Linked DNA regions of Homo sapiens: all the other regions are linked to region 1. The links are chromatin contacts, found by Hi-C or POLR2A ChIA-PET in ENCODE. All regions are on one chromosome and are shown on one strand. Each heading gives the region's core, a stretch centred on a gene start or an enhancer-like site at or near the end of the contact. The rest is flanking DNA. Distances are from core to core; before and after follow the strand shown. Region 1 has its middle 21 kb from the start of ADAM19. Region 2 holds the start of HAVCR2 (hepatitis A virus cellular receptor 2). Region 3 holds the start of GARIN3 (golgi associated RAB2 interactor family member 3). Region 4 overlaps ITK (IL2 inducible T cell kinase).

Region 1 (7,332 bases), core at 2,696-5,195:
TGTTACAGTCTAATGTAACACAGTCATGTACTGTACATACAATCACATACATCAGTCACCTTTGCTGTATTCTGTGGCTTAGAAGCAAGTCAGGGATTCCATCCACACTCAAGAGCAGGGATCACAGAAGAACACAAACACTAGGGTGGAAACTGTGGGGACTGCCCTGGAGTCTGTCTGTCTCAGGAAGGTTCCCACACTTTCTCCATATATGGTAACTTTAGTGTCTCAGTAATTTTTTTCATGGCAACCCTCAGTCAAAAGAAATACCTAACAGTTCTTAATCCCAGCACTTTGGGAGGCCAAGGCAGGTGGACCACCTGAGGTCAGGAGTTCGAGACCAGCCTGGCCAACATGGTGAAACCCCATCTCTACTAAAAGTACAAAAATTAGCTGGACATGGTGGCACATGCCTGTAATCCCAGCTAATTGGGTGGCTGAGGCAGGAGGATCACTTGAACCCAGGAGGCAGAGGTTGCAGTGAGCTGAGATCATGCCACTGCATTTCAGCCTGGGCGACAGAACAAGACTGTCAAAAAAAAAAAAAGAATGAACGAAAGAAAAAGAAATACTTAACAGTTCTATTTATTAAGTAGTTAGATCCAAACAACTTAATGAATAATTATATCTTAACAACGTAGTAATCGTTTGGAAAAAAATACTTGTAAATTGAAAGAAAAAATATTTTGTTTTTAAGTAACCACAATATTGACCAATAGACTGTAGACTGTGCTCCTGTTGAGGACTACACAGTTTCTCAGGTCTTGGAATCAGACAACATCATCATTTTCATTTCCTGATTTCACATGGCATTTACTTTTTATCATAGCAACCTCAAAAAACCCTGCTTTGCAAAAATATCATGTCATTGAAGGGAATGGAGTATGATTTAACATTGAAACTGTGAACGATTTCCAGCTAACAGTTTATATGGTATCCAACAGTTGTCACTGTGCTTCCCTCAAAAAGGTAAAATGTCCCATGGCCCCTCTGTGAGTTTACTGCAGTGCCCAAGGGTGACTTGGTGCACCATTTGGGAAACACGGCCATATGGAAAAAATTATCTTGATCTCTACCTCACGTCATAAAGATAAATTTCAGATAGGTTATAGATCTAAATGTAAAATGAATGTAGTAAAGTTTTTTGAGAAAAACATAGGAGAATATTTTTCTGCTCCTGGGGTGGGAAACAATTTCTTTTCTTTTCTTTTCTTTTCTTTTGAGACAAGGTCTCGCTCTGTCATCTAGGCTGGAGTGCAGTGGCGTGATCTTGGCTCACTACAACCTCTGCCTCTCGGGCTCAAGTGATCCTCCTGGGCCACCATGACCAACTAATTTTTGTATTTTTTTGTAGAGACGGAGTTTTGCCATGTTGCCCAGGCTGGTCTCAAGCTCCCGGGCTCAAGAGGTCTGTCTGCTTTGGCCTCTAAAGTGCTGGTATTACAGGCATGAGCCACAGCACCTGGCCAACAATTTCTTAAATAGGATACAAAAAGTAGTGCTCATAAAAATGATGAATTCTAAGATATTAATGTTAAGAATTGCTTTGTATCAAAGGAGAGTAAGGACGTACCCTGTAAAGTGGAAGAATATATTTTCATATATATGACTGACCAAAGGCTTGTAGCCAGGATATTTAAAGAACTCCTGCAAACCAACAGAAAAAAACAGCTTGCCCACTTGAAAAATGGAAAACAGACTTGAACAGGCTCCTTGGGAAAGGGGATATCTAATGGCCAACAAAGAGATGACAAGATTTTCACTAATCATCTTATTCACTATCAGGAAAATGAAAGTTGAAACCAAAAGTCAGTACCAACACAAACCCACCAGATGGCTAAATTTTTTTTAAAAATGGAAAATGTCAAGTGTTATCAACCATGTGAAGAAACCAGAACTCTCTTACAAAGTTGATTGAGGTATGAATGGATACAACCATTTTCTTGGACTGTTTAACAATATCTTTTAAAGCTGATCATATACTATGACTCAGCAATGTCAGTCCTAGGTATATACCTAAAAGAAATGCAAATATATATTAACCAAAAGAATGCTCACAACAGCACTGTTTGTAATAGTCTCAGTCTAGAGACAACCCAAATATCTATAAATGGTAGAACGGATGACTAAACTGTGGTTCATTCTGATAATGGAATACTATGCAGAACAGACAATCTATAACTACATAAACGATATAGTGAAATCTCACAAACACAAAACTTAAGCAAAAGAAGCCAAGACCTTCCCATATCCCTTTCCCCCAAGTTACATACTGGATGATTCTATTTATATAAAGTAAAAAGAGGCAAAATTAATCTATATTATTAGAAGTCAGGCTAGTAGTTACCCTTGCTTAAAGGGGGATTTGTGACTAGAAGGTGGCAAAAGGGGACTTCTGGAGTGCAGGGCATGTTCTCTTTTCTTTTTCGATAATGTGGGTGTGTTCAGGCCGTGAAAATAGTTGAACTGTTTACTGTGATATGTACATCCTTTTTTTTTTTTTTGAGACGGAGTCTTGCTCTGTCACCCAGGCCGGAGGGCAGTGACACGATCTCGGCTCACTGCAACCTCCGCCTCCTGGGTTCAAGTAATTTTCCTGTCTCAGCCTCCTGAGTAGCTGGGATTACAGGTATGCACCACCACATCCGGCTAATTTTTGTATTTTTAGTACAGATGGGGTTTCGGCATGTTGGCCAGGCTGGTCTCTAACTCCTGACCTCAGGTGATCCGCCTGCCTCGGCCTCCCAAAATGCTGGGATTACAGGCGTGAGCCACCGTACCCGGTCTATGTGCACTCTTTTAGTATGTTTGTGGCACTTCAATTAGAGTTAAAAAAATAAATAACGCTTCAATGAACATCCTGATAGCTATGTTTTTGCAGAAATTCCTGTTATTTTCTTTTGACTGAATTTCTAGAAGTGGAATTGCTGAATAACATGGTTCAAACATTTGTATAGCTTTCAATGTCTCTTATCAACTCTCCAGGGGCTGCTTTTATCTCCTTGTACTTAGCACTTGACACCGTCTAACAGATGTTTGTTGAATGGGTGAATGAATGAAGGCCTTCTTTCAGGTCCTGGAATGAATAGAGGCCTTTCAAGCCTGAGAATGGTGGCTGTCTCTGCCACCTGAAACTTTCTTCCCTCTGTTCTTCATACCAACCACAAACTCTCAGCTCAAAAAACAACTCAAGAGAGCCTTACCCCACCATGCTGTCTAAAGTAGTCCTCCTTTCTCATTCTCTCTTTTAGCATCAATTGTTTACAAATATCAATGTGTAATTATTATATTTTATGTATATGTGTATTTGCTCACTTGCTTACTGTCATCTTTCCCACTAGATGCTAAGTACCGTGAAGATAGGAATGACATGTGTCTTTGTCCACTCTTATAATCCCAGCAGCTAGCACAGTGCCTAGAATGGAGGAGGCCTTTGCATGATTGAGATATTTTCAGTCACAAGTGACAGACCTCTAACTCAGACTAGCTTGAGCAAAAAAGAAAATTATTGGCTCATGTAGTTGAAAAGTTGAGGCGGCTGACTTCAGGCATGGCTAAATCCACAGGTTCAAATAATAATACTAGGACCTTGTCTCTCTCTTTCTCCATACCTCTTACCACTGTTTGACTTCATTTTTTAGACAGGTTCTTTCCTGACATGGCAGCAAGAAGACAACTCATAGCTCCAAACTTATATTGCTTACCATCTCAGACGAGAAGAAAGCAAATTTTTGATAGAGCTGTCAAGAGTCTTGGGGAAGATGCCCATTGGTCCAGCTTAGGGCCATATACCCATCACTGAGCCAAGCACAGTGGGTTTAATGATGCAGTTCTACACCCAGGCGTTGTGTTCTTGACTATTCCTGAGCAGTGGTTGGGGAGGAGAGGAAGATCCACCCACTCAGACCACAAGAGCAGATGTGAGCAAGGGCTGACTTATTTGCCTAATTCTCACTTCAACTTACCACTCAACCAGCTGCAGGAACTCGACTTTCTGAGTGTGTGCAGCCATTAACCTAAAACTAGGCAGTCGAGACCTACAGGTCTTCGAGCTGTTCTCTGGCTAAGTGGAGCCAGCTGAAATTAAGTGCTTTATTGATTGCCATTTTAAACAATAATTTCAACTTTCATTTTAGATTCAGGGGTACATGTGCAGGTTTGTTACATGGGTATATTGCATGATGCTGAGGTTTGGGATGTGAATGATCCCATTACCCGGGTAGTAAGCATGGTATCCAATAGCTTTTTTTTCAACCCTTGCCCCACCGCTTCCCCCTCTAGTAGTCCCCGTTGTCTATTGTTTCCATATTTATGTCCATATGCACTCAATGTTTAGCTCCCACTTATTTATGAGAACATGCAGTATTTGGTTTTCTGTTCCTGTGTTAATTTGCTTAGGATAATGGCCTCCAGCTGCATCCATGTTGCTGCAAAGAACATTATTTCATTCTTTTTTATAGCTGCATAGTATTTCATGGTGTATATGGACCACATTATCTTTATCCAATTTACCACTGGTGGGCACCTAGGTTAGTTGATTCCATGTCTTTGCTATTGTGAATAGCACCGCAATGAACATGTGAGTGTATGTGTCTTTTTGGTAGAATGATTTATTTTCTTTTGGATATATACCCAGTAATGGAATTGCTGGGTTGATGGTAGTTCTATTTAAGTCCTTTGAGAAATCTCCAAACTGCTTTCCACGGTGGCTGAGCTAATTTACATTCCCACCAGCAATGTATAAGCATTCCGTTTTCTCCACAGCCTTGCCAGCATCTGTTGTTTTCTGACTTTTTAATAATAGCCATTCTGACTAGAGTGTGGTATCTCATCGTAGTTTTGATTTGCATTTCTCTGATGATTAGGGATGTTGAGCTGATTGCCATTTTCAATTGGGTAGTATATTGCTGGGTTTTTCCTGAATGCTTTTGCCTCTGCAGTTTATTTAGGGGTTTAGGTGGAGATCTGTCCTTTGTAACAAACATAGGGGTGGAGTTCATATATAAGATTTTTTCCTTTCACAATCCTTATTCTAAATGGGTCTGTTTATACAAGTTTCTTGATCTGTTTAAAGATCACACCCCCACTCTTCCCGTTTTATCCACATCCTTCTCCTGCTTCAACCAGATCAACCCAAAGTTGACTGAGCTAAGTGAAAAACAGGAATTTTCATATTGGTATGCAGGGGTATATCAGATACATAAACTTGCTGGCAGCCTTAGTATTCACAGCCTTGCAGACTCACCACTTCAGACTTTTAATCTGGTTCCCTTTTCAGGATTTGTCCATGACCTTGAGGAAGTCAATTTCCTCTTTCTGGACCTTAGTAGCCCTAGCTATAAAATGAAATGGTGACCCTATCTGCAGGGCAAGATGGTTTCTAAAGTATCCCCTAGGTTTCTGATTCTGGAATTACCTCCTCCTCTCCTTAGCAATCTGGTGATGAGAGGGTCACCTTTAAGTGTGGATTCCAAACTTTGAGGTGGCTGCAAAACAGTTACATGATATGTGGGTCCCAATGCAAAACGAAAATGTGAGACCCTCTTCTCCAAAAATTATTAAGAATTGCAAAATGGCAATACCAGAGCATTAAATCAAGTGTGAGGCTCTCCTGAGAATGATGCCCTGTGCAACTGCCTGGGTTGTACTTCTGGGAAGCCAGCCCTGGGTGCCTGAGCTGATCAGATGTGATACAGAGATAGGTGTTAACCAGCTGCACTCATGTTCCTCCTCCAAATTCTGCATTGTGTTTCCACCATGTTTTGCAGGGATATCAAAATCAAATGCCAGCAAAATAAATGAGTGATGTAGGTTAGGGTTAGTGAAAAAAAAAAGGAGCAACTGATATTGAGCTTTAAGCAATTGTCACCACGGGAGAATTTAGACTTACTATTGTCTGACTTTCTAATTTTTCATAAGAGCCACAATCAGGAATTTTTTTTCTCTGATTTTTGAACATTTGGCAACTGTTCAGAAAAAATATCCAAAATTTGGAAATGAGGCAAAAGAATGACTGCAGTTTCTTTCATTCAGTGGCATCTAAGATCAGTGGTTCTCAAAGGGTTTTCCCTGGTAAATAGCATCTGCATCAACTGAGAACAAATCATCAGTCTGCCCCAGATGTACTAAATCAGAAACTCTGAGGTTGGAGATCAGCATTCTGTGTTGTAATGAGCCCTTCAGGGAATTTTGCTTTAAGCTTAGGTTTGAGAATCACTGCCCTTAACCACTCACTGTCTTTTCTGTTCAGGGCATTGTCTAACTCCAGGGAAACACAAGATTGTTTCACCTGCTGTTTACTGTTTGTGATTAATTAGGGGTCTGACATTTTATAACTCTGTAAAGTTGGATGTTAAATTACAGAAAACGAATAAATTGTCAATGATTTTTTTTTTTTTTTGTCCAGTAAAGCTGTAAACGATTATCGTCTGGTAGAGAAGATAACCCCAAAGAATGTAGTTTTATTGCCCTGTAGGTTATTAACCAGTTTGGATCTCAATCTTATTTTAGAGTTCCTTTTGTCTAGTTTTTCCTGTCCTTTTTTGAACCACCTTGGTGATCTTGCTGGTTCTCTGATTAGTTAATTAAAACCTGGAAAATGCTCACTATGTATTTTTATGATAATTAAATTTTTAACATTTTGAAAATATTTTGGACACAACTACAATCCAAATTATTTTTACAACACTGTGTTGGCCCACAGGTCACCAGCTCATGACCTCTCACAAAGAGGATTCCAGCTGCCTTATTATCCATACAGAAAACATCCTTGACCATTTGCTCCTATTATTCTTAATTTCACCTCCCGCTCTCTCCCTCTTGTCACATGAGGCCATTTGCCTTTCCCCAAACACTAAACACTTCCCATCTCTGTACTTTTGTTCATATGCACTTTTCTGCTTCAAGGCTCAACTTCAAAACCCCTCCTTCATGAAGCCTCCTACGATCCTTGTTTATATCCAATCTCTCTTTTTCTGGGCTTTTCCAATCCTTAGCTTCCGTTCCAGGAAAACACTTGTTTTCTCTTACCATATGTAAAATCAAGTTTGGACTGTCTCCTAGCAATGCTTTTCAGACTTTAAGTAGCAGCCAAATCACCTTGGGTTTTTTTTTTTTTTTTTTTTTTGGATCTTATTAAAATGCAGCTTCTGATTCAAGAGGTCTGGGTGGGAACTGACAGTCTGCATTTCTAATAGGCTCCAGGTTCTGCTGATGCTGCTGGTCTGTGGACCACACTTGGGCTAGTGAGGCTCTAGAAGGCAGGGGCTCTTACCCAGGAACCTCTGTTTCCAGGGCAAGTCATAGCGCTTTGCATAGAGCTGAATGAAAAAT
Region 2 (7,332 bases), core at 1,864-4,363, 490 kb after region 1:
CTAAAAATACAAAAATTAACCGGGCATGGTGACAGGTGCCTATAATCCCAGCTACTTGGGAGGCTGAGGGGAGGCAGAGGTTGCAGTAAGCCGAGATAGCACCATTGCACTCCAGCCTGAGAGACAAGAGTGAAACTCCATCTCAAAAAATAAATAAATAAATAAATAAAAATAAAATAAATAAAATAAATAAAATTTTAAAAATAAATATTTCAGCAAATAACAATAGGAAAATGCAAGTTTCAAAAAAGGTATATGGTATTTTGTCTAAGAAAAGAGAGTATGAGAATATATATTTTATTTTCTTGGGTTTGCATTGGGAGTATACACAAGAAACTTATGAAAATGAAAACCTGGTCGGGTGCAGTGGCTCAAGCCTGTAATCCCAGCACTTTGGGAGGCTGAAGTGGGCAGATTGCAAGGTCAGGAGTTCGAGATCAGCCTGACCAACATGGTGAAAACCCATCTCTACTAAAAATACAAAAATTAGCTGGGCACGGTGGCAGGTGCCTATAATCTCAGCTACTCAGGAGGCTGAGGCAGGAGAATCGCTTGAACTTGGGAGTCGCAGGTTGCAGTGAGCTGAGATCGTGACGCTGCACTCCAGCCTGGGTGACAGGGCGAGACTCTATGTCAAAAAAAAAAAAAAAAGAAAACCTATAGCATAGGTGGGAGAAATGGGGGTAAACATGGAAGGATGGGATCATGGGATCAAGGCTTCTTGAGCTTTTTATATTCCTTTTACTTTTTAACTATTTGAATGTATTATCTAAAGTTTTTAAGAAAATAAACAGGAAATAAAAGTTAAGTGAACATGAAAATGTTCAGAACCAGCTCCCTACACACACAAGAGAGTTAAAGGAGATCTCTAGACCCCTTCATATCTAGACTTTAATGAACTAATAAATTGTTAATGTTTTATAAAGCTGGTCTCAGTAGCAATTCTAGAAATGAGCAGAAAACAAAGTGGTAAAAACAAAACATCGCTGGGCACGGTGGCTCATGCCTGTAATCCCAGCATTTTGAGAGGCCGAGGCAGGTAGATCACCTGAGGTCAGAAGTTCGAGACCAGCCTGACCAATATGGTGAAACCCTGTCTCTACTAAAAATACAAAAATTAGCCGGGCATGGTGGTGTGCGCTCTTAGTCCCAGCTACTTGGGAGGCTGAGACAGGAGAATTGCTTGAACACAGGAGGCGGAGTTTGCAGTGAGCCGAGATCGCGCCACTGCACTCCAGCCTGGGCGACAGAGCAAGACTCTGTCTCAAAACAAAAACAAAAACAAAACAAAACAAAACACAGAAACTGAGGGCTGATGCTTTTAAGAGCCTTGACCAAGTTCATGCTGCTAATAAAAATAACCCCAGACCCCATATTTAATCTATTCTACCTTATGCTTGAATATGGTCATTTGCTGGTTATTAGTTATGTGGGAAGACAAACATTAAATTAATAAAACATAATTTATAGTGGAAAAAATCTGTCACTTAGGGGGCTTATGCTCTCATTCTAAATCACCAATCATGTGCCTTTCGGCAAATCAATTTTCTGAAGTCTCAGATTCCTTGTCTATAAAATGAGAAATTGGCCGGGCGCGGTGGCTATGCCTGTAAACCCAGCACTTTGGGAGGCCGAGGCGGGTGGATCGCCTGAGGTCGGGAGTTCAAGAACAGCCTGACCAACATGGAGAAACCCCGTCTCTACTAAAAATACAAAATTATCCGGGGTGGTGGCACATGCCTGTAATCCCAGCTACTCAGGAGGCTGAGGCAGGAGAATCACTTGAACCCGGGAGGCAGAGGTTGCAGTGAGCCGAGATCATGCCATTGCACTCCAGCCTGGACAAAAAGAGCGAAACTCCATCTCAAAAAAATAAATAAATAAATAAAAATAAAATAAAATAAAATGAGAAATTGATTATGATCTCTTGAGTAACTGCCACTCTGCAATGCTATGGGAAGTACACACATTGAACAAGTTGCATATTTATATTAAATGCCATTTGTTTATATTGAACAAATTTGGTATTTATACCCAATGCATTTAATGGCATAAATGTGAATGACAAAGAAACTCAGGAAGGCAAGACATAGAGGAAGGCCACTGGCTTTTCAGAAACCACTCAGCCTGTGAGCTCACTTCCCTTTTATAAAAAAAAGCTTTTGCTTTTAAGGTGTCCAGATAAAGGTCACACTCCCAGAGCTGAGGCTACGTGAGTCTAAGCTGTTACCTCAGTTATGGGAGTGTGGCTGGAACTCAACACTTTCTGATCATTCATGGCCAAAGCCTCTTGGGGTAGGGGAGAGGGGGCACCTTGTATGCATGAGATGAAACAGGATACCAAGATCCCCTTAATTCTACTCAGAGTAGAGGAAAGGAACTGTTGCCAAAAGGAACATGTTTTTTCTAAATTGAAGAGTTGGAAGTTTGAAGGTCAAAGTCAGAATATTAGAACAGAGAGCCATGCATGTATTATCTAATACAATTTTCTCATTTTATAAATTATATAAATGAGGAAACTGAGACTCAGCAAGGTTATAGGATACAACCTAATCTGTGTTAGAAGAAGGATGAGAGTGAGGCTTATGCTGGGAGTTGCTATGGTCTGTAAATGTGAGGATAAGGAACATGCCATTCACTGTTGTGTTCCACTTCCTAGTCCAGTGCCTGGTGCAAAGTAGGGGCTTCATAAACTTTGGTCACAGGCCTGATGAAGGGACTGATTTGAGTGAATGAATCCATGGATGATGCATCTGTACTTTGTGTTCCCCGCTAGTCAGATGGACTCGGACATGCTCCATTTCAGGTGTATCTCATCTGAGACATTATTAGAGGGTTCTCTTTATGTGCCATGACTGAGTAGCGTTTTCTTCCACTGAAGTATTGCTTCCTCTTTGTTGATATCACAGGACAGACATCAGAACACTTACAGGATGTGTGTAGTGTGGCATGACAGAGAACTTTGGTTTCCTTTAATGTGACTGTAGACCTGGCAGTGTTACTATAAGAATCACTGGCAATCAGACACCCGGGTGTGCTGAGCTAGCACTCAGTGGGGGCGGCTACTGCTCATGTGATTGTGGAGTAGACAGTTGGAAGAAGTACCCAGTCCATTTGGAGAGTTAAAACTGTGCCTAACAGAGGTGTCCTCTGACTTTTCTTCTGCAAGCTCCATGTTTTCACATCTTCCCTTTGACTGTGTCCTGCTGCTGCTGCTGCTACTACTTACAAGTAAGTCTCGGCATGGATATTTACAATGACATAATGGTGCTGTACAGAGGACAAGGGAGAGATACAAGGATGGCCATTGTAATGTTGTTTGTAATAGCAAAAGCTTGGAAGCAACCTAAATGTCCGTCGATGAGGGAGTGGGTAAATAAATGTGATATAATCATGATACAAACAGTGAGTCTGACAAAACATACTGGTATAGAATGTCTCAAAATTATAATGTTATTAAAGAAAAAAAGTTGCAGAATAATGCATATATTAGGCTTCTATTTGTGTGTGTGCATTGTCGGGGAGCAGGAATATGTGGACATTTCTTAATGTATAAGCTCTAGGAAAAGGAACCAGGGAATGGTAAAGAGTTGGGAGAGTAAGGCATATTTTTCTTTTCTTTTCTTTCCTTTTTTTCTTTTTCTTTTCTTTCTTTTTCTTTTTTTCAATTGAGATGGAGTCTCACTCTATTGCCCAGGCTGGAGTGCAGTGGTGGCACCATTTTGGCTCACTGCAATCTCCGCCTCCCAGGTTCAAGTGATTCTCCTGCCTTAGGCACCGGAGTAGCTGGGATCACAGGCGTGCACCACCACACCCAGCTAATGTTTTTAATTTTTAGTAGAGACAGGGTTTTACCATGTTGGTCAGGCTGGTCTCAAACTCATGGCCTCAAGTAATCTGCCCATCTCAGCCTCCCAAAGTGCTGGGATTACAGGCGTGACCCACCGTGTGCCCGGCCACTTTTTCATACACCTTTGATAGTGTTTGAATGTTTTTACTGTAGTTGAGTCATATGAAAACAAAGGGGACATAAAAAATCAAAAGAAAATATATAATGAATGTTTTATCATATATAAAATATATATAGTTTTTTTTTAATGGAATTAACTTTGTCATTTGAGGAAAATGAGGAGACAAGTCTCAATCATTTTAGGAGATTTGTTTGCCAAAGTTAAGGAGGCACCTGAGAGACAGGTCTATGACTTTCTCAGAAGATGATTTTGAGGGCTCCAGATTTAAAGGGGACAAGGTGGGATATTGAGAAGCACTCAGTTTTCACATAAAAAAGGGGGGGGGGCAGAGGAAAAATATGGGGAATCTGCATTTTACATTAGATAACACAGACAAAATGGGGTAGGGAAACAATCAGATAACGCATTTGTGTCTGGCCAGGGTGACCGCACCGGTAAAGATGAGCTATCAATCTGCATTGCACAGCTGACCAGGAATTTCCTTGTGGGCAAAATATGGGGGAGGTATGCAGCCTTTCATCCTGTAGCCATCTTATTCAGGAATCAAAAAGAGGAGGCAGGTTTCTGTGACCCAGTTCCCAGCTTGACTTTTCCCTTTGACTGAATGAGTTTGGGGTCCCAAAATTTAATTTCTTTTCACAACTTTAAACCTTAAAACAACTCCATGAGTAGTTTCAAATACACAAGATCCTTATTTAACCAAGGGTTTGTATTTACTGTGCACTTGCTGCTTAAAAAGAGAAGTATGTTAGGAGAGCCTCCCTTTGTTGATGAACAAGCAAGTAGCCCAGATGGGCGGGCCGTTTCCTGGCTGACCATGACTAATTTTCTGATTGTCTGTTTCCATCAGCCCTGTTCTCCCGTGTTCACAGAATTGGGCCACAATTCTCTCCTAGGGCAGTGTTTCTGAAAGTGAGGTTCTGAGACCAGCCACTTCAGCAACACTTGAGAACTTGTTAGAAATAAAAGTTCTCAGGCTCTACCACAGGCCAACTGAGTCAGGAACTCTAGCAGTTGAGCCCAGCAATCTGTGTTTTCGCAAGGCTTCCCAGTGATTCTGATGGCCTTCACATCTGAGAAGCATTGTCACAGCGAATCATCCTCCAAACAGGACTGCAGCAGTAGCTTCCTCTTTATTCTGTAAGACATGGCTTGCAGTTTTCCTGAAATGGAGTAACCTCACTCACCGCTTGAGTCTTGGCTCTCCTTCTCTCTCTATGCAGGGTCCTCAGAAGTGGAATACAGAGCGGAGGTCGGTCAGAATGCCTATCTGCCCTGCTTCTACACCCCAGCCGCCCCAGGGAACCTCGTGCCCGTCTGCTGGGGCAAAGGAGCCTGTCCTGTGTTTGAATGTGGCAACGTGGTGCTCAGGACTGATGAAAGGGATGTGAATTATTGGACATCCAGATACTGGCTAAATGGGGATTTCCGCAAAGGAGATGTGTCCCTGACCATAGAGAATGTGACTCTAGCAGACAGTGGGATCTACTGCTGCCGGATCCAAATCCCAGGCATAATGAATGATGAAAAATTTAACCTGAAGTTGGTCATCAAACCAGGTGAGTGGACATTTGCATGCCATCTTTATGAATAAGATTTATCTGTGGATCATATTAAAGGTACTGATTGTTCTCATCTCTGACTTCCCTAATTATAGCCCTGGAGGAGGGCCACTAAGACCTAAAGTTTAACAGGCCCCATTGGTGATGCTCAGTGATATTTAACACCTTCTCTCTGTTTTAAAACTCATGGGTGTGCCTGGGCGTGGTGGCTCACACCTCTAATCCCAGCACTTTGGGAGGCTGAGGCCGGTGGATCATGAGGTCAGGAATTCGAGACCAGCCTGGCCAACATAGTAAAACCTTGTCTCCACTAAAAATACAAAAAATTAGCCAGGCATGGTTACGGGAGCCTGTAATTCTAGCTACTTGGGGGGCTGAAGCAGGAGAATCACTTGAACCTGGGAGTCGGAGGTTGTGGTAAGCCAAGATCTCGCCATTGTACTCCAGCCTGGCTGACAAGGGTGAAACTCTGTCTCAAAAAAAAAAAAAGAAAAGAAAAGAAAAGCCAAAACTCATGGGTGGAATGTATAGATGGGATGAAAGGCCTAGATCAGTGGTTAGAGACCCTGACTCTCATTAGAATCACATAGAGAGTTTTTAAACAACTATAGATGCCAGGTACAGTGGCTCATGCCTATAATCCCAATACTTTGAGAGGCTGAAGCAGGAGGATCACTTGAGGTCAGGAGTTTGAGACCAGCCTGGCTGATATACTGTGGCTACCCCTATCTCTTAAAAAGCAGAAGAAAAAACCCCACTACCAAAAACCAGAGAAATCAGCATCTCTGGAGGTAGATGCTAAGCATTAGCTTTTTACAGAGTCTACCTCAGGTGATTTTACCCCAGGTGCAGCCAGCATGGTGAACTGCTGGGTTATGCATGTATGCTGGGAGGTGAACAGACTTAAGATTTCTATAACATGTACTTTGTGCCCAGATAGAGCTGAGTTTACATCTAACTCTGCCTCTTACTAGCTATATAATCCTGAGCAAGTTATTGAAACGCTGTGAGCTCCTCTTCTATAAAATATGACAATAATACCGATCATGTGGGCCATTAGAAGGATTTTATGTGATAATATTTTATTAAAAGCCTTTATAGGTTGGGCATCCCAAATCTGAAAATCTAAAACCTAAAATGCACCAAAATCTGAAATGCTCTAAAATCCAAAACTTTTTGGACACTGACATGACATTCAAAGGAAAAGCTCATTGGAACATAAGTATAGGCAGATACTAAAAAATAAAAAAATAAAAACATGGCTGGGCGTGGTGGCTCATGCCTATAATCCCAGCACTTTGGGAGGCTGAGGTGGGTGGATCACCTGAGGTCGGGAGTTCGAGACCAGTCTGACCAACATGGAGAAACCCTGTCTCTACTAAAAATACAAAATTAGCCAGGTGTGGTTGCACATGCCTGTAGTCCCAGCTACTCAGGAGTCTGAGGCAGGAGAATTGCTTGAACCCAGGAGGCGGAGGTTGCAGTGAGCCGAGATTATGCCATTGCACTCCAGCCTGGGCAACAAGAGCAAAACTCCGTTTCAAAAAAAAAAAAAAAATTCAAAATCTAAAACATTTCTGATCTCAAGCATTTCAGATAAGGAGTCTTCAACCTGTAATTATGGCCATTTGTGTGGCTGTTAGTTCCGCTATTAATAATCAGAATGTAACAATGATGACTGCATCTTACCTTTGTCAAACATTTGAAGTGTGTGATACACTCTCAACGTAGGTATCCAGGCAGGTTTGGAAGCTGAGGGTGTATTTCTCTTTCTTAATTGTCTTTCGCATTTTTTTCTT
Region 3 (7,332 bases), core at 2,095-4,594, 430 kb after region 1:
AATCATCACAATTTATGTTCTTCTGCCATGGCTTCAGCCGGTCCCTCCGTTCGGGGTCCCTGACTTCCCGCAACATGACAGAGCAAGACCCCATCTCTTAAACAACAAAAACAACAACAGCAACACCTTTCTCATTGAGCATTCTTTAACCACCACCTTCCCCTCCCCTACACACACTCTCATCCTGCTTGCCTACTTTTCTGCAGCACTTACCAGCATTGGAGATGCCATTCAATTTATTGGTTTATCATTGAGCACACAGGTACCAGGAAAAAAATTACTTGTTTACTGTCTGTATACCAGCTCCATGAGACCAAGAACATTTGTCTATTTTGTCCATTGCTATATTCCTGCACCTAAAACAGGGTCTGGCACAAAGTAAACAATTAATTATATTAATGGAGTGAATGGATAAATTTATGCTGCTTTGCATTTGTATGTTTGTATTCTATCTGTCCTATTAGTGTCACCAGTCTAGTCAGTCTAGTATAGTTTAACCATTGCCATATTTTGGGATGTCGGTGTGCTTTTGGTCTTATGTGACCTTGCTGAAATTTCTTGTAACTTCTTTTTTTGTTGTTGTTTTTGAGACAGGGTCTCACTTTGTCACCTAGGCTGGAGTGCAGTGGTGCAGTTTTGGCTCACTGCAGCCTCCACCTCTGGGGCTCAAGCGATCCTCCTGCCTCAGCTCCCCCAAGTAGCTGGGACTACAGGCATGTGCCATCATGTCCAGCTAATTTTTTTTGTTGTATTTTTAGTAGAGATGGGATTTTGCCATGTTGGCCAGGCTGGTCTTGAGCGCCTGAGCTCAAGCAATCCTCCCACCTTGGCCTCCCAAAATGCTGCAATTAGAGGAGTGAGCCACTGTGTCCAATCTGCCTGTAATTTTTTTGAGCCTTCATTTTCCCTCTATAAAATAGAAACCTGACCTGGTGTGGTGGCTTACGCATGTAATCCCAGCATTCTGGAATGCTGAGGTAGGCAGATCACTTGAGGCCAGAAGTTAAAAAACCAGCCTGGCCAACATGGTGAGACCCTATCTCTACAAAAAAGCCAGGCATGTGGTGGTGCTGTGCTTCTGGTCCCAGCTACTGGGAAGGCTGAGGTGGGAGTATCGCTTGAGCCTGGGAGGTGGAGGCTGCAGTGAGCTGAGATGCTGCCACTGCACTCCAGCCTGGGCTACACAGCGAGACTCTCAAAAAAAAGAGGGCTGGGGGCGCAATGCGGAGAGACCTATACATTTTAGGCTTGTTGTAAGGATCAAAATTTTTATTTATTTATTTTTTTAGAGACAGGTCTCAGCCTCTTGAGTACATGCCACCATGTATAGCTAATATTTTTTATTTTTTGTAGAGCTGAAGGTCTTGTGATGTTTTACCCAGATTGATCTCTCCCTCGTGGTCTCAAGTGATCCTCCTGCCTTGGCCTCTGAAAGTGCTGAGATTACAGATGTGAGCCAACGCACCCAGCCAGAATTAAAATGTTTAGAAGAATGTATGGTGGCAACAGCATGCCTGGCTTATAGCAGGTTCTCAATCATACAATTATAGTTCTGTCATTATTAATTATTCATCAGAAATGAACATATGAGAAGAATATATGGCTACATCTATATATAGCTCCAACTTCTTACTTTTTAACATAATTGTGTTGACTTTTAGTTATGATTCCCTTATAACAGAATATATGCCACTTTGTTTTTTCTTTTTTTTCCCCAAAAAGTCATTCAATATCTTTAGAAAAAATATTTCAGCTTTTCAGAGATAGGAAACTTTATCTTTGCATTTCCACTTTCTAGCTGGTCCCAAACAAAATACTTGCTCATTAAACTTTTTTGAATAAATAAATGGAAGAATGAATCTCAATGGGCACAAGCAAGTTTATATTTACTGCGAAGCTGCAATGTGCCAGGCACTGCAGTTGGCACTGGGGGATACAAAAATAACATTTTGTGGTTGAAGTTTATTTCAAGACCTCCACATGGTAATGATTGAGTTTGGCGGAATGTATGTTTATTTCAGAAGTATTTCTCTAGCTGGGGGAGGGGGAATTTGGATTCTTCACCTTGAGCAAAGTAAAACAAAACAAAACAAAAACTCCAGAAAGATGTCTTTGCCACCATTTCTCAGAAGAGCTTTAAAAAGAAACGGAACGTCAGTGGTTTATCAAGCAGGCATCAAGACTGAAGCAGCAGACATATCAGTGTGGGAAATCCTACGGTGATTCAAGACCTCCAAGAATTCCTGTGGTTCCCAGTAAATCCCCACACACATCACTAACTACCAATGACACTAGCTCTGATGCAGAATGAGATTATCAGTGAGCCATGCAGCTTGAGGAAGAGAAAAAGCTCTGACCTAGAATCCAGCTTTGGACTCTGACCTCAAGTAAGACAATCCTGAGCCTTGGTTTTCTCACTTTAAAATGATGTTTTAAAAAATAAACCTGCTTCCGGCCGGGTGGGGTAGCTCACACCTGTAATCCCAGCACTTTGAGAGGCTGAGGAGGGTGGATCACCTGAGGTCGGGAGTTCGAGACTAGCCTGGCTAACATGGTGAAAAACCCTTGACTCTACTAAAAATACAAAAATTGGCTGGGTGTGGTGGTGGGCACCTGTAATCCCAGCTACTTGGGAGGGTGAGGCAGGAGGATCACTTAAACCTGGATGGCAGAGGTTGCAGTGAGCAGAGATTGCACCACTGCACTCCAGCCTGGGTGACAAGAGTGAAACTCCATTAAAAAAAAAAAATTAACTGCTTCAAATGAGAGACTAGGTGAGAAAATCCTCCATATCCTGAAAATCAGCACACAGATGGAACCCTGGTTCTGTAGTTCTGATGGGGAGCAGGAGTCCCTTCAGACCATTCATTCAACACCTATCCCTGAGTGCCTGCTGGCACTGTGCTACCTACACACTGGAGACACAGAGATCAGCATCTAGACAGCACCCCTGCCCTTAGCAAGCACACCATACACACCCAGGATTTTACCCCCAGGAAGTAATTCAGCCCAAGCAAAAAAATTTTTGCAAGAAGATGATCCTTGAAGGGGTAACTGTAACAACAGCAAAACTGGAAACAACCCAGATATTTATAAAAGCAGAATGGTTCATAAATTATGTGTCCCAGCATTTTGATTGAAAAGAACACCCAGCCTACCCACACCTACACCCCAGGCAGGGTCAGCCTCTCCCCTGTGGAGGCATTGATTTGTTTTGTGGGGGAGGCTGGTGACACTGACCAGAGGGGATAGCTACATGGAGGCTAGGACAAAGGGGTGTGAGATGCGCACAGGTCACAAAGGACTGCAGGGGATAAATGTGGTGGTGCCAGGAGATTTAGGCAGAAGTCCTGTAGGGAGATGGGCAGTTACCTTCTCTCCGTCTCTCTCTCGGGGACTCTATTTGTGGCTGGTGGAGCTGTCTTAAACGAAGAGAACCATGAGCAATGAATCTTGTTTACCTTATTACACAGCCCACAGCTACTCTTCAATGAGTGCGTTCAAAACCTCCATGGGGGACCTGCAACGACAATTGTACAACAGAGGAGAGTACAACATTTTCAAGTATGCACCAATGTTCGAGAGTAATTTTATTCAGATAAACAAAAAGGGAGAGGTGATTGATGTACACAACCGTGTCCGAATGGTGACAGTGGGCATCGTCTGCACCAGCCCCATCCTCCCACTGCCTGACGTCATGGTTCTGGCCCAACCAACTAAAATCTGTGAACAGCATGTCAGATGGGGCCGGTTTGCCAAGGGGAGAGGTCGCAGGCCCGTCAAGACTCTAGAGCTCACGAGACTGCTTCCCTTGAAATTTGTGAAGATCTCCATCCACGATCATGAGAAACAGCAGCTGCGCCTGAAACTCGCCACTGGCCGTACTTTTTATCTGCAGTTGTGTCCCTCTTCTGACACACGGGAAGATCTCTTTTGCTATTGGGAAAAACTTGTCTATCTCCTGAGGCCACCAGTAGAGAGTTACTGCAGTACCCCAACACTTCTATCTGGGGACGCACCACCCGAAGACAACAAAAGCCTAGTGGTAAGCCTCTCAAAGGCTCGAGAACATGGGGCAGGTTCTTTGGGGGAGCAGTTCAAAGCCAGTCCTACAAAGCCTTTGGTGCCTTCTGAGGCCCACCTGGAAAAAGTATTGCATGTGCAAGGGCTCAGGACCAAATGAGCCACTACTAGGGGACTTACCACACTGGGAGGTGGGAGGGCTTGTGTGTCCCATAAGGCTGAATTTCAGAGACCTTAGGTATCAGCTACTCTGGTCTCACACCCAGGGTTGAAATCCTTTCTACACCATCCTGATCGTCAGTCTTTTCTTGAACACTTAATACCCCAACCCAGGTGGTCTGATTTGTTGTGGAACTTTTATTTGTATAAATTTAAGGGGTGTAGGTGTAGCTTTGTGTGTGTGACTATATTGCATACTGGTGAAGTCTGGGCTTTTAGTGTAACCATCATCTGAATAATATACATTGTACCCACTAAGTAATTTCCCATCCCTCACCCCCTCCAACCCTTCTGAGTCTCCAATGTGCAACTGGAGACTGTACAGATTTTTGTGCAATTTTTTTTTGAGACAGAGTTTCGCTCTTATCTCCCAGGCTGGAGTGCAATGGCACGATCTCGGCTCAATGCAACCTCTGCCTCCTGGGTTCAAGAGATTCTCCTGCCTCAGCCTCTGAGTAGCTGGGATTACAGGCACCTGCCACCACGTCCAACTAATTTTTATAATTTTTTTTTTTTTAGTGGAGATGAGGTTTCACTATCATCCACTAAAGTGCTGTGCCATATTTTTAACAATGAAGAAGTCTTTCTTCGATTTGAGTCACAGTCTGTCTCCCTGTGACTACCAGGCACTGATTTCTGTGTCAATCAGCACACCCTGTGTGTGTGTATGCACGTGCACAATCGTAGTAGTCACCAAAATGTAAAGTGAGTGTATCCCTTGACTGTGCAATCCCACTTCTGGAAATCTGTCCTGCAGAGCACGTAAAAATAAGTGTGTAAAATACAATGTCCAAGGATGAGGAATTGTATCAGTACTTTCTCTGGTACTGGAATTGCTCAACCAAAACTGAGTGACCATTGAAGGGGTGCTGTAGATGGAACTTGGCAAGAAATGAGAGCAAGACTTAGGCTTAGGCCGGGTGCGGTGGCTCATGCTTGTTAACCCAGCACTTTGAGAGGCCAAGGAAGGCGGCTCACCAGAGGTCAGGAGATCGACACCAGCCTGGCCAACATGGTGAAACCTCATCTCTACTAAATATACAAAAAAATTAGCCAGGTATGGTGGTGGGCGCCTGTAGTCCCAGCTATTCAAGAGGCTAAGGCAGGAGAATCCCTTGAACCTGGGAGGCGGAGATTGCAGTGAGCCAAGATCGTGCCACTGCACTCTAGCCTGGGCGACAGAGCAAGACTCTGTCTCAAAAAAAAAAAAAAAAAAAAAGACAAAAGACTTAGACTTAATGATTTTAGAGGTTCTCCTTCTCCTTCCTTTTTTCTTTTTTCTTTCTTTCTTTCTTTCTTTTTTTTAAACAGTGTCTCACTCTGTTGCCTAGGCTGGAGTGCAGTGGAGTGGCGCAGTCTTGGCTCACTGCAGCCTCTGCCTTCTGAGTTCAAGCGATACTCCTACCTCAGCCTACTGAGTAGCTGGGATTACAGGCATGCGCCATCCTGTCCAGCTAATTTTTTGTATTTTTAGTAGAGTCGGGGTTTTGCTATGTTGGCAAGGCTGGTCTTGAACTCCTGGCCTCAAGCGATCTGCCCTCCTTGGCCTCCCAAAGTGTTGGGATTACAGGCGTGAGCCACCACACCCGACCCAGGTTCTTCTAATTATAAGCCCTTGAATTAACTCCAGGATAAGAGAGGAGTAGAAAGTTCTGATCTCCCTTTCAGTCATCTCAATCTCATCTGTTTCTCTTCCCCTTGGTATAGGCTGCAGAGCTCCACAGAGAAGGGGATCAGAGTGAGACTGGGCTCTACAAGCCTTGTGATGTATCTGCAGCCACCTCTTCTGCTTATGCTGGGGGAGAGGGAATCCAACATGCCTCCCACGGAACGGCTAGTGCGGCTTCTCCATCCACGAGCACTCCAGGGGCTGCTGAAGGAGGAGCAGCAAGGACAGCAGGTGGCATGGCAGTGGCAGGAACAGCAACAGGACCTAGAACAGATGTGGCAATAGCAGGGGCAGCAATGAGTCCTGCAACAGGTGCTATGAGCATAGCAACAACCAAATCTGCAGGCCCAGGTCAAGTGACCACAGCGCTGGCGGGAGCAGCTATCAAAAATCCAGGAGAAAATGAATCCAGCAAGTCCATGGCAGGTGCTGCCAACATATCCTCAGAGGGTATTAGCTTGGCCTTGGTGGGTGCTGCAAGCACCTCCTTGGAAGGTACTTCCACCTCGATGGCGGGGGCCGCCAGTCTCTCCCAAGACAGCAGCTTGAGTGCGGCGTTTGCAGGCAGTATTACGACCAGCAAGTGTGCAGCAGAAAGAACTGAAGGACCAGCAGTGGGACCCCTCATCTCCACCTTGCAAAGCGAAGGCTACATGAGTGAACGAGATGGAAGCCAGAAAGTTTCCCAGCCCAGTGCTGAAGTCTGGAATGAAAACAAGGAAAGAAGAGAAAAGAAGGACAGACATCCCAGTAGGAAAAGTTCTCATCACCGCAAGGCAGGTGAAAGTCACCGCAGGAGAGCGGGGGACAAGAATCAGAAAGCGTCTTCCCACCGGTCCGCATCTGGCCATAAAAACACGAGAGATGACAAAAAAGAAAAAGGGTACAGCAACGTAAGGGGCAAGCGACATGGCTCCTCTCGCAAGAGCTCCACCCACAGCTCCACCAAAAAGGAGTCGAGAACAACTCAGGAACTGGGGAAGAACCAATCTGCATCTAGCACAGGAGCTTTACAAAAGAAAGCCAGTAAGATCAGCTCTTTTTTAAGGAGCCTCAGGGCCACTCCTGGTTCAAAAACAAGGGTCACATCACATGACAGAGAGGTAGATATCGTGGCTAAGATGGTGGAGAAGCAAAACATAGAGGCCAAAGTGGAGAAAGCCCAGGGTGGCCAGGAGCTGGAGATGATCAGTGGCACTATGACATCCGAGAAGACGGAGATGATCGTCTTTGAAACCAAATCCATTTAAAGAGGAGCCAGGGCTACAACCGCCCAGGGATCTGGAAGTATCCCTAGAGGAGCCCATCCCAGCTTTCTTTACTGCAGTTCAAATAATAAAGGAAATCGTACAACTCCAAAAGAAATACAATCTCCTGCTTGAATTTTTCTGCCCATAGCCTGGTGGTGACCTCACAGTGGC
Region 4 (7,332 bases), core at 1,552-4,051, 380 kb after region 1:
TATCAGTATTTGTTGAATAAATAAAGTGAGATGGAGATTTAGCAGCTGAATGGTCCTTTAAGTGGACAGACCCCCCAAGAGAGTTCAAGCCCAAAAATACCCAATGTGTTGAGTTCTGCTGAATCATGACAGCCTGCTGCATGCAGCCAGGGTTTGAAAACTATGGGGAGAGGGGGACATGCAAATAGGAACATGCCAATCAGGTAGCCTGTGGGCCCACCTGCACCCGGAGCTAGCGCTCTCACTCACCCTGTTGTCTTCAGGAGTAGGAGGAAGAGGCTTCTTTGAAGCTGAAAAGAGAAAAACAGGAAAAGAAAAAATGAGCATGAAAACTAATGGACCCAACCGGAAGTGAGCAGCCAGGGGGTTTTTCTGAGAAAAAGGGCCCAGGGAAAACAACAGAAGAAAGGGGGCCAGAAGGAGCAATAAGACACAGTGAAACCTGACTTGGCCTTGTCAGAAGCTGTCTTTTATCTCCTTGGGCCTGCTGGTTTCTGATTCCCTTTTCTAGTACACACCAGAAGCTTCCAGAAGTCCATATTCGGGGGCCCTCTCTTTCTGTATTCCCAGGAAAAGCCTGCCAGTGGGGTTAGACTTGCACCCTTCCCTGTAGGCATAGAGACTTCCGGGAATGTCTCTGCCACCTGCTAAGCTCAGGAGTGGGAATTGGTGACTCAGGGGGACAGTGACTCACTAGCTTCCTGATATGGTTGTGGGCTTGAGGAGGGGGTGGCTGAGGTGGGAGGTCATTGTGCTGCTTTTTGAGTGGGCTGGGATCCACTTTTAGTTGCCTTAAGGCATCTGAATATGTGTTCTTTCTGCCTCTTTCAAACTATACCAACCCCAGCATCTCTCTGTCTTTGTCTTTCTGCTTATCTCTGTTTCCATGTCTCCGTCTGTTTAGCTCTCCTCTCTCTTCCCTCTTTCCTCCTTTCTCTTCTCTTCTCCTCTCTCTTTCTCTTTCTCTCTCTCCTTCCTCTCATCTCTTCATATGCATCTCTCACTATTTCTCCTTTGTAGCTCTGCAAAGGCCATTCCTGGACTCAATGAATCAAAGGTGTGTGGCTGTGTCTGGGGCTCTCTGTGGTACGGGAGGCACTGCACAGACTTCAGGCTAATACAAAGACGTCCTTAATAACGAGAGATGGGAAGAGAATGGGCTGCATAGGTAGACGATGAGTTCCTCATTTCTGTATGAGGTTGACTTGAAGTTGGACAGCTCACATCAGGGATGTGGTAGAGGAGAGTCACACATTGACACTGGAGCCCAGTCCCGTGCAGACTTGCCAAGAAAGAGTAGGCTGGGATAGTGACCTGGGTATACAATGACCACAGAAGAAGGAAAACCCCTGTAATAGGAAGTATGGTTCCTATTTAGAACTCAACTTGGAGCTGGGAGACTGGTGTTCTAACTCTGGCTTCACCAATACTAGCTGTGAGCCTTGGCCACTTCCAGCCCTGGACATTCTATGACTGGTCTCTCTTTCTTCGTCCTCTGGCCTTGCTTTTCCCTTCCTTCCTTTCCCTCCCCACAGTGGGGAGATCAGGGCCAGTTCTGGTTGCAGAAATGGGTGTTACTATGGGTTGGGTGTGGCTGGGTCTGTTTTTACTCATCCACTTCTGCTGCTTCCCAGACCCATACAAGTTCTGAGGCTATATCTCAGCCTCAGATTCTTTCATCCACCAATAAGGAAGACAAGTAGACACAATTACCATTTATCAAGAACTCTGTAAATGTTGGCAGCTGTACTGCTTTCCACAACACCATTGAATCTCCCAGCCTTACACATAGCTATCTATTATCATTATCCCCATATTGCAGGTGAGAAAATGCTCTTAGAGGCTCAGAGGGATTATCCAAAGCCCAGTGCTCATAGACCCGCACTGCCAATGTGCTCGGTACCAGGAATCCTGTGAGCCTTCATCCAGGGTGATGACCATAAGCTGCGTTCACAGTGCAGTGTGCTTCTTGAAAACTCTGCTCTCAACTGTGCAAAACTCAGATCCATGAAGTTATTTAACCAAATCAGAAGAGGGTAGAGTGAGGAGATGCTCAGAGGAGGATATGGCAATGGGTTGCAATGCAAAAGCAAAACCATTAGCACAGTGACTGCATGACAACCACAGCAGGACCCCAAGAGTGCTCAGGCCCTGGTTTCACATGGGGAACAGCTCAGCATGACCAGTCCTCCCCCACTGGCATTCTGGTGAGTCATTCAGATGTCCCTAGCACCTCAGTCACATGTGTATCACTTGGAGGAGGGAAATACTTGCGCCCCGAAGAGGAATAGCTGCAGCATGCATGGTGAAAATTACAAAATGGAAATACCAAGTCAAAGAATTTCAGAATTGGAAAAGGGCTTAGGTATTATTTCATCCTAAGCCCCTCAGAACTCCCTGCCATTTTTGAGATGAGGACATTGGGGCCCTTGATGGCCACGTGACTCATCTGAGGGCCCACAGCAAGGCATTGGCAGAAATTTGGAGACCAGATCACTGACTTTGGAAAGGGCTTTCACTCACAGAGGTAAGCCCATGCCGTTCTGTTATTATGGTGGATCCTATCCAGAGAAAACTTTCCATTTCATTTTTATTAAATATTGGCCCGCATGAATATGGTAAACAGGACTAATGTGTAGGATCACTTGAATAGTTACCAATTTCTAAAACTTGTTAAGTATTGTTCTTCTGGGCCCAGGGATCGATTATGTCTAAGAGCTTTTTTCCCCAAGGTGCAGGGTGAAAAGTGGTGGTTTTTAAAGTGGCAATGAGAGGGCCTATGAATCAGGAAGCCACAGAAAACCTAGCCATGTGTTACATCCGCCTTGGGTTGCCAATTTTCAGTATTAAGTTTTAGCGCACAAAAGAATAAATGAGAAAGGGAAACTATGGCAAAAGAGGTTGAGAAGAGAGGAAAATGGAAGGAAAACAATCCACATGGGCCATTATTCCTATTCGACAATGGATTTGCAGAGCACTTCCAGCGGTGTGACCCGGAGCATACTGAATTGCTCAAGGCAGCCCATTCCCTTAACATCACGCCATGTACCCCAGATGGTTGAGAGGAACAAGAGCATAATAAATGTGAAATGCATTCGAGTGGAGTTGTACTCGACTGGAGGTTAAGGTTCCAAAGTCATCAATAAAATCCAGTTGCAGCCCAATCCCCTGGACCTGAGCCTTTACTGTCAAAGGCAAAAAAACAGCTTTTTTTGTTTTCACTTTGCATTTAGACTGCGGCCTTCTCCTCTCTGAGACTGTGGAGGTCAAGGGCAAGTTTGAAGAGGAGGCAAGGAGAAATCACAGAGTAAAATGTAAAAGAAAAAAAATTCCTCTCACCTTTAAGGGTATAGAGTTGAATTTGTGTAATTAAATTTATGTGTGACATGATGTCACTGTAAGACATAAATATTTTATATCTCTTAAGGCTGCCTCTTTAATTAAGATTTAAATAGACCATGCCATTCAAATGCAGGTTATAGCAGGGCTCCTCAAACTGTACTGTGCACATAAGTCTCCTGGGATCTTGTTAAAATGAAAATTCTGATCTAGTAGGTCATGAGTGGGGCCAGATCATTTGCATTTCTAACTAACTCCTAGGAGATGTTGATGCTGCTGGTCCAAAGAGCACACTTCAAGTGGTTAGGAGCTGTAGACATCAGCTTTGAGATGGAAGCACCAACAGGCTGGTAGGAAAGACAGATGATTCCTCTTGGAAAATTCTGAAAATGTAGAATTTTGCATTCTGTTCCTGACACCCTCAATGATTAAAGGCCAAAAGCTTTTACTTTTTTATGGTCATTTCACAAAAACTAGAGGGAATTCCCAGTCTCTTACCATTCTTGGTTGGATCATATTGGGCACAGCCTGTTGCAAGCTTCTCCAGCTGAGAACAGCACCTCCACTTCCCATCCATCCAGAAATTAGGATGATATTTAGGCACCAAACTGTTATTATTCCTCGTTTCTGAAACAGGTTGGCACCAACAGAAGAGTTATTTCCAGGTCAGTCTATCAAGGGCTACCAATTTTATAACACCTCGAGATTAGACCTGGCTGAGTGAGCCTGAATGAGTATTGCCCAGACCACTCAGAAGCATGGGTTGATCTGAGCGCATAAATGCACTGTGCTATTTACTGGGGTAGTTCATGTTACATTTAGGCATCAGCACATCTAGGCTTGCGTCTGGCTCTGCCTTGCATTAGTTATGTGTTCTTAAGTTGGGCAAACCCTTATCTGAGCCTCAGTTTCCCCCACTATGCAATGAGATTGTTAAACACTGGGCTCTACAAAGGTGCCTTAAGGGTAATGAGAAGGTTGAGAAGGTGGAATTACCACCCCCCACCTCTCCTACCTTTAACCACAGCCACTTTGGTTTTCTCCCTTCTAGGTTTGTGGCTTTGAAGTAAGATTTTGGTTGGAAAAAAAAGGGGGGTCTGCTACTGAAACAAATACATACATAAGGCACAGAACAGAGTTGGGTGTAGTGGCTCATGCTTGTAATCCCAGTACTTTCGTAGGCCGAGGCAAGAGGATCACTTGAGTCCAGGAGTTCTAGATTAGCCTAGGCAACATAGCGAGACCCCTTTTCTACCAAAAAAAAAGAAAAAAGTTAGCTGGGCATGGTGTCATGCACCTGTAGTCCCAGCTACTCAGGAGGCTGAAGTGGGAGGATCACTTGAGCCCAATAGGTCGAGGCTGCAGTGAGCCATGCTTGTGCTACTGCACTCCAGCCTGGGTAACAGAGTGAGACCCTGTCTGATATCGTTTGGCTCTGTGTCCCCACCCAAATCTCATCTTGAATTGTAATCTCCATGATTCCTGCGTGTTGAGGGAGAGACCAGGTGGTGGTAATTGGATCACGGGGATATTTTCCCCCATGCTGTTCTTGTGATAATACGTGAGTTCTCATGAGACCTGATGGTTTTATAAGTATTTGGCAAGTTCCTCCTTCTGTCATTCTCTGTCCTGCCACCTTGTGAATAAGGTGATTGCCTCCCCTTCACCTTCCACCATGATTGTAAGTTTCCTGAGGCCTCCCAGCCATACAGAACTGTGAGTCAATTAAACCTCTTTTCATTATACATTACCCACTCTCGGGCATATCTTTATAGCAGTGTGAAAATGGACTAATACACTGTCTCAATGAATAAATAAATAAATGAACCAACCACAGAACTAGATATCTAATCTCTAATATTCCTTCCAGTTTTAACACCCTGTGTATAAAATCCCTTCACAGAGGGCAAATGGCCAATGACCATAGCTGGGGCCCTTTTGATTCCTTTTTTTTCTTCTTTTTTTTTTGGTGGGGTAAGAACAGGGTCTTGCTCTGTGACCCAGGCTCGGCTCACTTGGCTCACTGCAGCCTTGACCTCCCAGGCTCAGGTGATTCTCCCACCTCAGCCTCCCGGGTAGCTGGGAGCACAGGCATGTGCCACCATGCCTGCCTAATGTTTTTATTTTTAGTAGAGATGAGATCTCACTATGTTGCTCAGGCTGAAGTGCAGTGGCATGAGCATGGCTCACTGTAGCCTTGAACTCCTGAGCTCAAGTGATCCTCCCACCTTGGCTGCCCAAAGTGCTGGGATTACAAGTGTCAGCCACTGCGCCCAGCCCATTTTGATTACTTCTTACTTTTGTGTTTGCTGTATGTCCCAAGACTGTAAGAACGGAGAGCACTTCCCCATTCACCCAGCACTTGTCTGCTCATAACCGATTTAAGGCTCACAACAACCTCGGGATAAGATACAACTTGTATTTCTATTCTCATTTTTTTCAGATAGAGGAATTGCAGCTCCAGAGATAACAAATAGTTTGCTTATCCTTGGTCCTCACAGCTTCGTAGAGGCAGATTAGTATTTGAACCCAGATCTTCTGACACATCCAGTGCTTCAGGCTAAAGAACAATAATGGTAACATTGATCCAGGGCTTTCTTTGGGATGGGTATTTTTCTAAGTCCTCAATCATTCAATTCTCACAACAGCTCCATGACTGTTTTTAGTCAAAATTTATAGAGACACACGAAGGTCAAGGAACTTACCCAGGGTCACATGCTAATCATTGGCAGAGCTGGGATTTTCACCTTCATGCCTGGCTCCACATCCCATGTGCTTAAACACTGCTGCCTCTAACTGTGCCATCAGGAAGGTAAGGCTTAAGAAATACCCTTACCAATGGTCTGAAAAGCTTGAAAGCTAGCTGATATTTATTGCATGCTGTCTATGGGCCAACCTAGTTTCTAGGACTTTGCTCACATCAGCTCCAAAGGCAGGTGCTGTTATCCCTTCCTTTTCTTCCTTTTAAACAGATGGGAAACTGAAGCACAGGCAATTAAGGAACTCGCCCAAGTGTACATAGCAAGTGACAGACTGGGATTTAAACCCAGGTCATCTCACATGAGGGCCTATGCTCTGCTTCTTCATACTATACGAGGAGTTGGCAAATTTGTTCTTAAAAGGCCAGACAGTAAATATTTTAGGTTTTACTGACCATGAGACAAAATCAAGCATCTTATGTAGGTACTTATTAAACTATTTGAAATGAGTTATATACAAATATTGCTCAGAGCCTGACAAGAACAGACAGCAGGCTGGATTTGGTCAATCCCTGAATGATACCAGTTATTGCTTCCTGGGCCCAGGATGAAAACTTGGGAACTTCCACCAACCCCAAAAGAGAAATCAGCCATCAGCTGCTCTCACACCACACTCTATTCTATTGTGGAACCCAACCCTACTATAGGATCAAGAGTGTCAGTGATTCAATGGCAAAGGAGTTTAATTACCTTCTTTAAGGGCCAGCACCCAGCGCTGCCGGCTCTCACGATCTGGAGCAAACACATATAGGAGGTAGTTGTCATGCACCACCTGGAGACACACACACAGAGTTCAAGGTGAGCAGCGTGCATGGAGATAGTTGACTGACAGCAGACCTACTGAGCCGAGAGTGGGGTCTCGGGTGTTTATCGTCATATAGGCAAACATTTGGGTAATTAGGGGGCCAGTATCCTTTTTATCCAGGTGTTTGGGTGCTACAAAAACACAGGGTAAGCAGTTTCAGCTGCTCGTCTCAGATTCCATGCCCCAAGAGAGCAATCACTAAACTAAGACAGCAGGAGAAAGTTCTCCTCTTGACTAGAAACCACATTTATTTCTCATCTTAAGTTTTTAGTGATTAAAAAAATATTTCTGGCACATGGAAGAGAAAGATATTATATGACAAATGTGCAATGAGAGTTTTGAAAACTTCTTATTTTGAAATAGTTTAAGACTCACAAGAAGTTCCAGAAATAGTACAGAGTTCCTGTGTACTTTTCACCTACTTTTCTC

The links. Hi-C counts contacts between places; a loop is a spot of excess contacts on that map. ChIA-PET counts read pairs that join two places held with the same protein, here RNA polymerase II (POLR2A). Pooled maps may share reads with other maps.
Region 2: a loop to region 1 is called in a pooled map, with 3 times the contacts of the local background. The contact joins the promoter of HAVCR2 here to the enhancer-like site in region 1. A Hi-C loop is called at or near these places in 7 of 50 pooled maps. POLR2A ChIA-PET finds 5 or more read pairs at or near these places in 2 of 52 experiments (GM12878 and activated CD8-positive, alpha-beta memory T cell).
Region 3: a loop to region 1 is called in a map of lower leg skin, with 9 times the contacts of the local background. The contact joins the promoter of GARIN3 here to the enhancer-like site in region 1. A Hi-C loop is called at or near these places in 1 of 168 maps with a recorded cell type or tissue (lower leg skin), 1 of 37 single-sample maps with no recorded cell type and 11 of 50 pooled maps. POLR2A ChIA-PET finds 5 or more read pairs at or near these places in 3 of 52 experiments (activated CD8-positive, alpha-beta memory T cell and activated T-cell).
Region 4: a map with no recorded cell type shows a loop between it and region 1 (4-fold over the local background). The contact joins two enhancer-like sites. A Hi-C loop is called at or near these places in 5 of 37 single-sample maps with no recorded cell type and 12 of 50 pooled maps. POLR2A ChIA-PET finds 5 or more read pairs at or near these places in 2 of 52 experiments (GM12878 and naive thymus-derived CD4-positive, alpha-beta T cell).

The regions. Positions count from the first base shown.
Region 1 is chr5:157,593,229-157,600,560 of GRCh38, reverse strand. No RefSeq gene overlaps it. Among named protein-coding and RNA genes, the nearest start is that of ADAM19, 21 kb to the right of the region's middle. RefSeq lists a silencer at 6,059-6,158. Within about 2 kb of position 3,945, at least 5 of the 41 ENCODE cell types and tissues checked have a DNase peak (open chromatin) inside an H3K27ac peak, as active enhancers do; they include GM12878, where a contact is called at or near this core.
Region 2 is chr5:157,104,825-157,112,156 of GRCh38, reverse strand. It overlaps HAVCR2 (hepatitis A virus cellular receptor 2), which reads left to right and starts at 3,113. Exons shown (of 7, transcript NM_032782.5): 1 at 3,113-3,231; 2 at 5,195-5,530. The coding sequence starts at 3,174. RefSeq lists an enhancer at 3,177-3,326.
Region 3 is chr5:157,162,276-157,169,607 of GRCh38, reverse strand. It overlaps GARIN3 (golgi associated RAB2 interactor family member 3), which reads left to right and starts at 3,344. Exons shown (of 2, transcript NM_130899.3): 1 at 3,344-4,045; 2 at 5,950-7,332. The coding sequence starts at 3,440. The coding sequence ends at 7,161.
Region 4 is chr5:157,210,825-157,218,156 of GRCh38, reverse strand. It overlaps ITK (IL2 inducible T cell kinase), which reads right to left. Exons shown (of 17, transcript NM_005546.4): 3 at 6,789-6,870; 4 at 3,838-3,966; 5 at 250-290. Among named protein-coding and RNA genes, the nearest start is that of ITK, 34 kb to the right of the region's middle. RefSeq lists enhancers at 1,312-1,391, 1,432-1,491. Within about 2 kb of position 2,801, at least 4 of the 41 ENCODE cell types and tissues checked have a DNase peak (open chromatin) inside an H3K27ac peak, as active enhancers do.